Linked DNA regions of Homo sapiens: all the other regions are linked to region 1. The links are chromatin contacts, found by Hi-C in ENCODE. All regions are on one chromosome and are shown on one strand. Each heading gives the region's core, a stretch centred on a gene start or an enhancer-like site at or near the end of the contact. The rest is flanking DNA. Distances are from core to core; before and after follow the strand shown.

Evidence for each region. A loop is a pair of places that touch in the nucleus more often than their neighbours do. Pooled maps may share reads with other maps.
Region 2: a map of B cell shows a loop between it and region 1 (26-fold over the local background). The contact joins the promoter of RAB7A here to the promoter of ZXDC in region 1. A Hi-C loop is called at or near these places in 2 of 168 maps with a recorded cell type or tissue (B cell and naive thymus-derived CD4-positive, alpha-beta T cell) and 8 of 50 pooled maps.
Region 3: a loop to region 1 is called in a pooled map, with 13 times the contacts of the local background. The contact joins the promoter of MBD4 here to the promoter of ZXDC in region 1. A Hi-C loop is called at or near these places in 6 of 50 pooled maps.

The regions. Positions count from the first base shown.
Region 1 is chr3:126,474,565-126,477,264 of GRCh38, reverse strand. ZXDC (ZXD family zinc finger C) reads left to right here and starts at 1,374. Exons shown (of 10, transcript NM_025112.5): 1 at 1,374-2,306. The coding sequence starts at 1,400. RefSeq lists silencers at 1,105-1,614, 1,685-1,944 and an enhancer at 2,502-2,700.
Region 2 is chr3:128,724,809-128,727,558 of GRCh38, reverse strand. RAB7A (RAB7A, member RAS oncogene family) reads right to left here and starts at 1,376. Exons shown (of 6, transcript NM_004637.6): 1 at 1,200-1,376. RefSeq lists a silencer at 953-1,242 and enhancers at 509-1,493, 1,523-1,652.
Region 3 is chr3:129,438,501-129,441,200 of GRCh38, reverse strand. MBD4 (methyl-CpG binding domain 4, DNA glycosylase) reads left to right here and starts at 1,253. Exons shown (of 8, transcript NM_001276270.2): 1 at 1,253-1,471. The coding sequence starts at 1,368. IFT122 (intraflagellar transport 122) reads right to left here and starts at 977. Exons shown (of 30, transcript NM_052989.3): 1 at 830-977. The coding sequence starts at 870. RefSeq lists enhancers at 1-23, 424-473, 504-553, 704-913, 1,114-1,253 and 1 more.

The sequences.
Region 1 (2,700 bases), core at 125-2,624:
AGGAACTCAACAAAACAACGGGTGATGAGAGCTCTAAGAGCAAACAGATCAGACAGAGGTGGGAATACGGGACTGGGTAAGCATGTGCTTTGGATCAGAAGGGGCGCAGAGTCCTCCCAGAGGAATCAGAGATCAGCTGCGCCAAGTCTCTGAGGCTGGAACCAGCTTGGCTTGCTGGATGAACTGGGAAAAAGAGGTGGGGTGCGGGGGAGGGGTGGGGGGGGCAGCGGGAGAGTGGCGGGAAGTGAGGGCAAACAGGTAGGGGAGGGTAGACTAGCAAGGCCATAGGCGCCTTCGGGAGCAAGGTGGAGGTGAGCATAATTTGATGTGCAATTTTTAGATCATAAAACGGTGCCCCGTGGATGGGAGCGAGTGGAGCGGAGGGAGACCGATGACCAGCTAGTAGTTATTTTTCAGGTACCCAGGAATAAAGTGCGGGTTTGGATCTGAGTGGTGGTGAAGTTGAAGTGGAGGAGTCCAGATTGAATGCGGAGGTGTACGGTGAGGTGGGGGAGGGTGAGGACCGGAAACAGTAAGTAATTAAGCTGTTGCAGAGTGAGGTTGTGCCAAGTTTAGTAGGAAATACAGTTGGAAATACAGGCAGGGGTCCTGCGTATCAGGGAGGCCCCGTGTGCCGAGCAAGGACCTGGGCCAAAGCAAACGAGGTCTGTGCGCCAGCGGCGGCAGGCGAGCTTGCACTTAAGTGAGCTGGGGGTAGGCGTCCGGCCTGTTGGACAGGTTCGAATCCTGGATCTGCCGGCTGCCGAGTGACTCGAGCTCGCCGTCCCTGTTTCCTCACCCCTGGGTGACCGCGCACGCTTAATCAGCTCGGACAGGTACAGCCCCTGGGACGCAGTCAATGCCTACGAGAGGTTGCCTGTTAAGTGTCTGAAATATTAATACGATTCGAAGTCAAGACAAGCCTCGTCTTCCACGCCAGCGGGAACGAGAAGGAATCGCTCAGCGTTGGGAGCCTCACCCCGTCCCCTGTCGGTCCCGTGCCCCGCCGCTCGCCCTCGTAGGTGCCGGCGCTCCGCCCCCCGACCCCGCGCCCCGCCCCCCGACCCCGCGCCCCGCCCCCCGACCCCGCGCCCCGCCCCCCGACCCCGCGCCCCGCCCCCCGACCCCGCGCCCCGCCCCCCGACCCCGCGCCCCGCCCTAGTCGGTCCCGGCGCCCCGCCCCCGCCTCCGCCTCCGGCGCCCCGCAGCCCAGCCTCACGTCACGTCAGCCCAGCAGGCCTCGCGCATCGCCCGGCGGCGTCCGCGCACGCGCGGTTCCGAGCCGGACTCTACGCCGGGGCTTGGCGCGGATCGCGTCCCGGGGCGGCGCACGCACACCTGGGCGGGGCGCGGGCAGCTCTGCGTCCGAAGCTGCTCCGACGCCGTCGCTGGGACCAAGATGGACCTCCCGGCGCTGCTCCCCGCCCCGACTGCGCGCGGAGGGCAACATGGCGGCGGCCCCGGCCCGCTCCGCCGAGCCCCAGCGCCGCTCGGCGCGAGCCCCGCGCGCCGCCGCCTGCTACTGGTGCGGGGCCCTGAAGATGGCGGGCCCGGGGCGCGGCCCGGGGAGGCCTCCGGGCCAAGCCCGCCGCCCGCCGAGGACGACAGCGACGGCGACTCTTTCTTGGTGCTGCTGGAAGTGCCGCACGGCGGCGCTGCCGCCGAGGCTGCCGGATCACAGGAGGCCGAGCCTGGCTCCCGTGTCAACCTGGCGAGCCGCCCCGAGCAGGGCCCCAGCGGCCCGGCCGCCCCCCCCGGCCCTGGCGTAGCCCCGGCGGGCGCCGTCACCATCAGCAGCCAGGACCTGCTGGTGCGTCTCGACCGCGGCGTCCTCGCGCTGTCTGCGCCGCCCGGCCCCGCAACCGCGGGCGCCGCCGCTCCCCGCCGCGCGCCCCAGGCCTCCGGCCCCAGCACGCCCGGCTACCGCTGCCCCGAGCCGCAGTGCGCGCTGGCCTTCGCCAAGAAGCACCAGCTCAAGGTGCACCTGCTCACGCACGGCGGCGGTCAGGGCCGGCGGCCCTTCAAGTGCCCACTGGAGGGCTGTGGTTGGGCCTTCACAACGTCCTACAAGCTCAAGCGGCACCTGCAGTCGCACGACAAGCTGCGGCCCTTCGGCTGTCCAGTGGGCGGCTGTGGCAAGAAGTTCACTACGGTCTATAACCTCAAGGCGCACATGAAGGGCCACGAGCAGGAGAGCCTGTTCAAGTGCGAGGTGTGCGCCGAGCGCTTCCCCACGCACGCCAAGCTCAGCTCCCACCAGCGCAGCCACTTCGAGCCCGAGCGCCCTTACAAGTGTGACTTTCCCGGTAACCGCGCTCTCGGGGGCGGGCGGGCTGCGCGGTGTTGCAGGCAGGTCTGGGGTGCCACGTCCGCCCCACAGAGGGGCCTGCCAGACCTTAGCAAGCCGGGGACGCAGGCTCTTCGGGATTTGTATTCTAGCTCCTTCCATGTCATTCGATTTGAGATCTTGGCCCTGCCCTGCCGCAGGGATTCCGATGGCAGGTAGCGCAGATCACCACAGCTGCGCTTCCCAAAGGTGGCGGCAACAGATATCCTTAACCTGCTTGTGCTTGATGAAAGCGGCACGCATCTTCACAGAGTGGCACGGAGCTATGTGTCAGGTCTTTATTTTCCTCAGTCTCGTCATTTGTTTACGGGGTGCACACTCCGTGCTAGAGGAGCAGAGATGAATGTGGCCAG
Region 2 (2,750 bases), core at 127-2,626, 2.3 Mb before region 1:
TGACACTACACCACAATATGTGTGATAAGTCGCAAACGGCATTTCTTATGGCTTTAAGGGAGAACTGATGCTACCAGAAAGACTTTCAAATGACATCAATAGAAAGAAAGGAGGTGGTGGGAGGCACTGAGGTACAGATACCAGGTAGCAAAAGATAAACCAGCAAGCTTCAGGGGTACGTGAAAGCAGTACAACCTAGAAATTTAATACAGTGCTCTGGAGTCTGACTGCCTGGGCTTGCATCTCTGCTTCGTAACTTATTAGCTGTGTGACCTTGGCCAAATGGCTTAGCCTCTCTGTTCAACTTCCCACTGTGTTAAGTGGGCACAACAGTGGTACTTCAGAGGGTTGTTCAAAGAACTAAACATAATGATCTGTTAAAAGGTCTTGCCACGCTGCCTAGCATACAATAAACGCTCAAATATTTGCTGTCAATATTCTCAATATTCCCCTTATGACCCCATTAGGTATCAAGCCTAAAATGAATGCAGAAAGAGGCCCCAAACACGGTCGGAATGGAAACACAACTCTACATCCAACTACCATCTTTCCTCGATTAAGTTGAAAAACTTCTCTCAGGATTTACCGTAACATGCCTAGGACAAAAAGCTCCCTGTCTCCCAGCGCCAGAGGCGCCTCAATGTACACAAGTGTCGAGGCGAGCCCAGCGCACGTGACCTGACTCACTGCCTTGACTCAGTTGCCGTCAGGGAACTCCCACTAACAGGGTCAGGCTGTTCAACTGAAGAACCGGATGGGAACGCGGCTCGGCCCCCAGCGCCTGTGACCCATGCCCGCCGGGTGGGCACGGCGGCGGGCGGCGTGGGCTCTGACACCCTCCTGCTCGCCGCGCTAAGGAACTCCACTGGCCAGCGCGTCCTGCCGCGGCGCAGGGCCGCCCAAGTCAAGGAACCCTCTCGGGTCTCTGAGATCCAGGCCAACAGTAAACAGAGCGTCCGAGACGGGTGGCCGGGGCGGGCAACCCGGCCAGAGGTCACGCCCGACGACCTCCGACCTCTCCAAGCCGGGTGGGGTCTTGGCCTGCTCCGGGGGCCTGAGCGATGCCGGGTGTGCCCGCGTGGCCAGGGCTGGGACTGGAGCCTGCCCAGGAGGACAGGGAGGACGCGAGGCCCTGGCGACCGAGGGGCTGAGGGGGGGGATGGGGCCAGGCCGCCGGCCGGGCTGGGCCCGCTGCTTACCGCGGCCGCTGCGCTGGGGGCTCCGGGCCGGGCGCGTCGCGAGGGCTCCCGCCGAGGAGGAGACTAAACGGAGGACAGAAGCGAGAAGGTCCAAGTTCTGGTTCCAGGGAACTCTCCCGAGCTCTCCAAGCCGCCAACTCCGCCGCTGCCGCCGCCTCAGGCTTTATGGCCAAGACTCCAGGCCCGCTCCCACTTCCGCCACCGCCGCCGCCCCGAGCGGAAGTACCTGTCACGAGACGCTCGACGCCAGGGTGCGGGGGAGGAGCCCCGCCTCAACCTTGCGTCACGTTCCGGCTGCCTCGGGACTGAGCCTGGATCTCGTGCTACAAACATGTCTGCCCCCAAATGGTTGTCCCCATCTTTGAGGCTCATACAAGGAGCAGGACGGCGCCATGTTGGACCCACAGACAGATTCCCTCAGCCATCCCTCCTTACTCCAGAATAAATAATGCCACCGAAGAGGGGACAAGGGGTAAACTGGCCATTCCAGTTGTGTCCTTCTTCGAAAGGCATCATTTATCCTTACTTTAATTACTTAACCAAAAATTATTATCACCATTTTACAAATAAGGAACTGAGACTCAGTATATCATGTCACTTGGTCTAGCTCAACACAGAAACTGGTGGAGCGAGGTTTTGAACCAAGATCTGTCTGATGCCAATATGTGTTATCGTTCTAGTAGACTGCAAATGACTACAGCAATTGTGTGGCTCGGTGATAGAGACAGGAGAAATAGGCACTTTGTCTGGCAGAGGAGACAGCCCAAGAAAATGGAAAATGAGCTAAAGCCTCTCTGAACTTAGTATTAGAGAAGATGTGATAAAGATGGACCGGGTAGAACTCTTCTTGTAAGCACAGAGCAGCCTCCCAAGCACCAGCCCCATCCGAACACATCAGGATCCACTCAGAATTTTTGCCTCCATCTTCAACAATGCCCTCTCATAGTCTTTTCTTATTTTGGTTCATGCAAGCTCCATTCTTTCAATTGTTCCATCCAAAAACCTTGCAATTGTTACAGTAAGTAGTCAGACCTGAGCAGGGCAGGAGAGGGGCCACTCCCCGACCAGCAATGTGAGGCAACCATGACGTGGTTGTCAGGTTAAGCTGTCTCTCTAAAATAATAATTGGTTGCAGCCAGACCAGAGAAAGGCAGTCTCCCAATAGATAAAAACACCTAAAACTGGTGATCAGCAGCTTCCCGATAAGATCTCAGGAGTTGAGGGGTCTGGGGAAAAAAAAAATCTCAAAAGCTAGGCAAGCAGTCTCAACCCTGAGATGGTACAATGTCTGGGGTTTCCCCTACTTTTTCAACCAAAATTGGCTCTTTCCCCAAAACCCTCACCACCTATTCTCCTGTTTTCTCTATGTGTATTCTGAAATGGCCTTGCACACTGCAGAACCATCCGCCTCTGGGGTAAGTCCACTCTTTCTCTGCTTTCACTTTGCATGTGCCCAGGAGTTCAAGACCAGCTTGGGCAACATAACAAGACTGTCTCTTCCAAAAGATAAACAAAAAAGAAAAGAGAAGGCACACATCTACATCAGACCTC
Region 3 (2,700 bases), core at 4-2,503, 3.0 Mb before region 1:
CTGAATGATTTTCAAAGTCAGGCCAAGACCTATCCCATAAGTAAGAATATGACAAAACAGACTGCTATGTTATAGATTTAGGCGATAACAATGGAATAGGACATTAAATAACTGAATCAAAAGGTGACAAAGTCATTCCCCTTCAGTTCTTTTTCAGACTTCCCAATTAGGAGAGCTTGTGTTTGGTGCTCATTTTGAGCACCTTTCTGATCATACCTGCCCATCTCCAGTTTTAGAGAAACGAGATCTCAGGTTTAAAGGCTCCCTAGCAACAATAGCTAGCTACAGCTTGTTCAGTTTTGTTTCTCCCTACTTTAAGTTTTACTTTTACACTTAGAGCAAGCGACGCTGATTTTATCTTAACATTTAGAGCAAGTGACACTGGTTTTCATAAATGGAGTAATAAAGTTTCCTTGTAAAATGTGAAATCATAATTAAAATAAATGAGACAATTTAGAGAAAAACGTCAAGAAAACAAGAGTATGGGTACTATGTGGATGTGGCAAGAACTGTGAAGCTTGAGCAGCTTCGTGCTGTCTCGTGGGTGTGAGATGAATCCAAGGCAGCGACAGGGCCAGACCGTGAGGGAAGAGCCGCCTCCACCCGCCACCACCTCAGGCGCGGCACCTCCCTTTGCCGCTCTCCAACCCTCGGGAGTTTCTCCAACCGCCAAGGGGCGGGAGGGCGACCCTGCAGTCTCCCAGGCCGGGGTTCAGTGCCCTCGGCCCAGGCAGCAAGCCCGCTGCCCCCCTCAAACACGCTGCAGCGGCTCGCGCACTCCCCGCGAGGACTCGACCTCCTGCTCTTCGCGAACCGCCCCGCTCCTCACCAGTGCTCGGCTTTATCTCTCCACGTCAACACGGCCCTCATCACGGCTTCCCTTACGGCTCGGGCTCCTCCTACCCGCCTCAGCGTCTGTCTCAGCAACCGCCTCACTAACGGTCGCCACTCCACAAGCCACTTTGGCTACCTGCGTTACCCCTGGCAACGTACATGCGCGGTAAGCTGAGTGCGAGGGCGCCTTGCTCCGAGCGCGCATGTCCGAAAGGGAAAGCCAGAAAAGCAGCAAAAGCAATGGTGGCACTGGAGCCCCTAAGGCGCCAGCGCAACCAGAGCGCGAGCGATTGGTCGGGGCGTGTGGGGGCGGTGCGTCTTCCTCGAGAATGGATTTGATTGGTGGAGCGTGGAAATGGCGGCTGTAGCCGAGGGGGCGGCCGGAAAGCAGCGGCGGCGTCTGGGGCGCTTTCGCAACATTCAGACCTCGGTTGCAGCCCGGTGCCGTGAGCTGAAGAGGTTTCACATCTTACTCCGCCCCACACCCTGGGCGTTGCGGCGCTGGGCTCGTTGCTGCAGCCGGACCCTGCTCGATGGGCACGACTGGGCTGGAGAGTCTGAGTCTGGGGGACCGCGGAGCTGCCCCCACCGTCACCTCTAGTGAGCGCCTAGTCCCAGACCCGCCGAATGACCTCCGGTAAGTTACTGTCCCCTTTTGGGCCTCAGTTTCACCACCTGTAAAATGGTATCGGGAGAGTGGACAGTGTGTGGGCCTTTCTAACCTTTGACAGAGGGTCGGCAGAAACCTCGAAGCCCACGGGTTTAGTTACTAGGGTCTGGAGCCCAGGTGCTCTTCCTGTGCGATCAGCCCTGGGGTGCGCTCGACTTCCTCATCTAAGATGACTAGGGAGACTGGGGGGGAGCCGGGAGGTTTTGTGAAAGAGGTCCCCTTGGGGTTGGAGGATCCTAGGAAGTCATTAGACTACGTGTGTGATAGGAGGTTAAGATTTACCTACTTTTTTCAAAATTTAATACTAAGAACTACTTTGAAAGAGGCATCACCTTCTTTTTACAGAGTCTTTTACCGAGACTTTGAGATGTTAAGTAACTTGCTGCTAAACTTACAGCTGGTAGAGCTGGAATTTGAGCCCCAGTCTCTTAAGAGTTTGTGCTGATTCCACCAGGCTTCAGTATTTTTATCTCTAAAATTGTAAACAATATCATTTCATAAGATCCATCCAGCTCCTCAAAATTATTTTACCCCAAATTACATCAGAAAACCTTGATTCTAATTCTAGTTCTTGCAGTTTCCCTATTTGTAGAAAAGAACTTGGGTTAAATGATCTCTCTAGACCCATCCACCTTTTACAATCTGTGGTTTAGTGATTAGGATACACTTTACTGAAATTTTTTTTTTAATTTTAAAAGTATGTTTTCATCATAGAAGACACATTGGAACTTTAATGAAGTTTTAGTTTAGTGGGTTTTTTTTTGAGATGAGGTCTCGCTCTGTCACCCAGGCTGGAGTGCAGTGGCACAATCATAGCTCCCTGAAGCCTTGACCTGCCGGACTTAAGCAGTCCTCCTACCCCGGCCTCCTTAGTAGCTGGGACCACAGGTATGCTCCACCACGCCCGGTTGCTTGTTTTTTTTTGTTTTTTTGGGTTTTTTTTTTCATTTTTTGCAAAGACGAGGATCTCACTGTGCTCTCCAGGCTGGTCTCAAACTCTTGGGATCAGGTGATCTTCCCACTTCCTCCTCCCAAAGTGCTAGCATTACAGGAATGAGCCACCTTGCCTTGCCAGCTTTTTTCAATAACAGTATGGGGGAGAAGTATTAGACCAAGATTTGGTAGACTTGGGTTCTCGTGTCTGTTCTGCAAGTAATTTAACCTGTCACTCAATTTTATCAATAAATTGAGAGTAA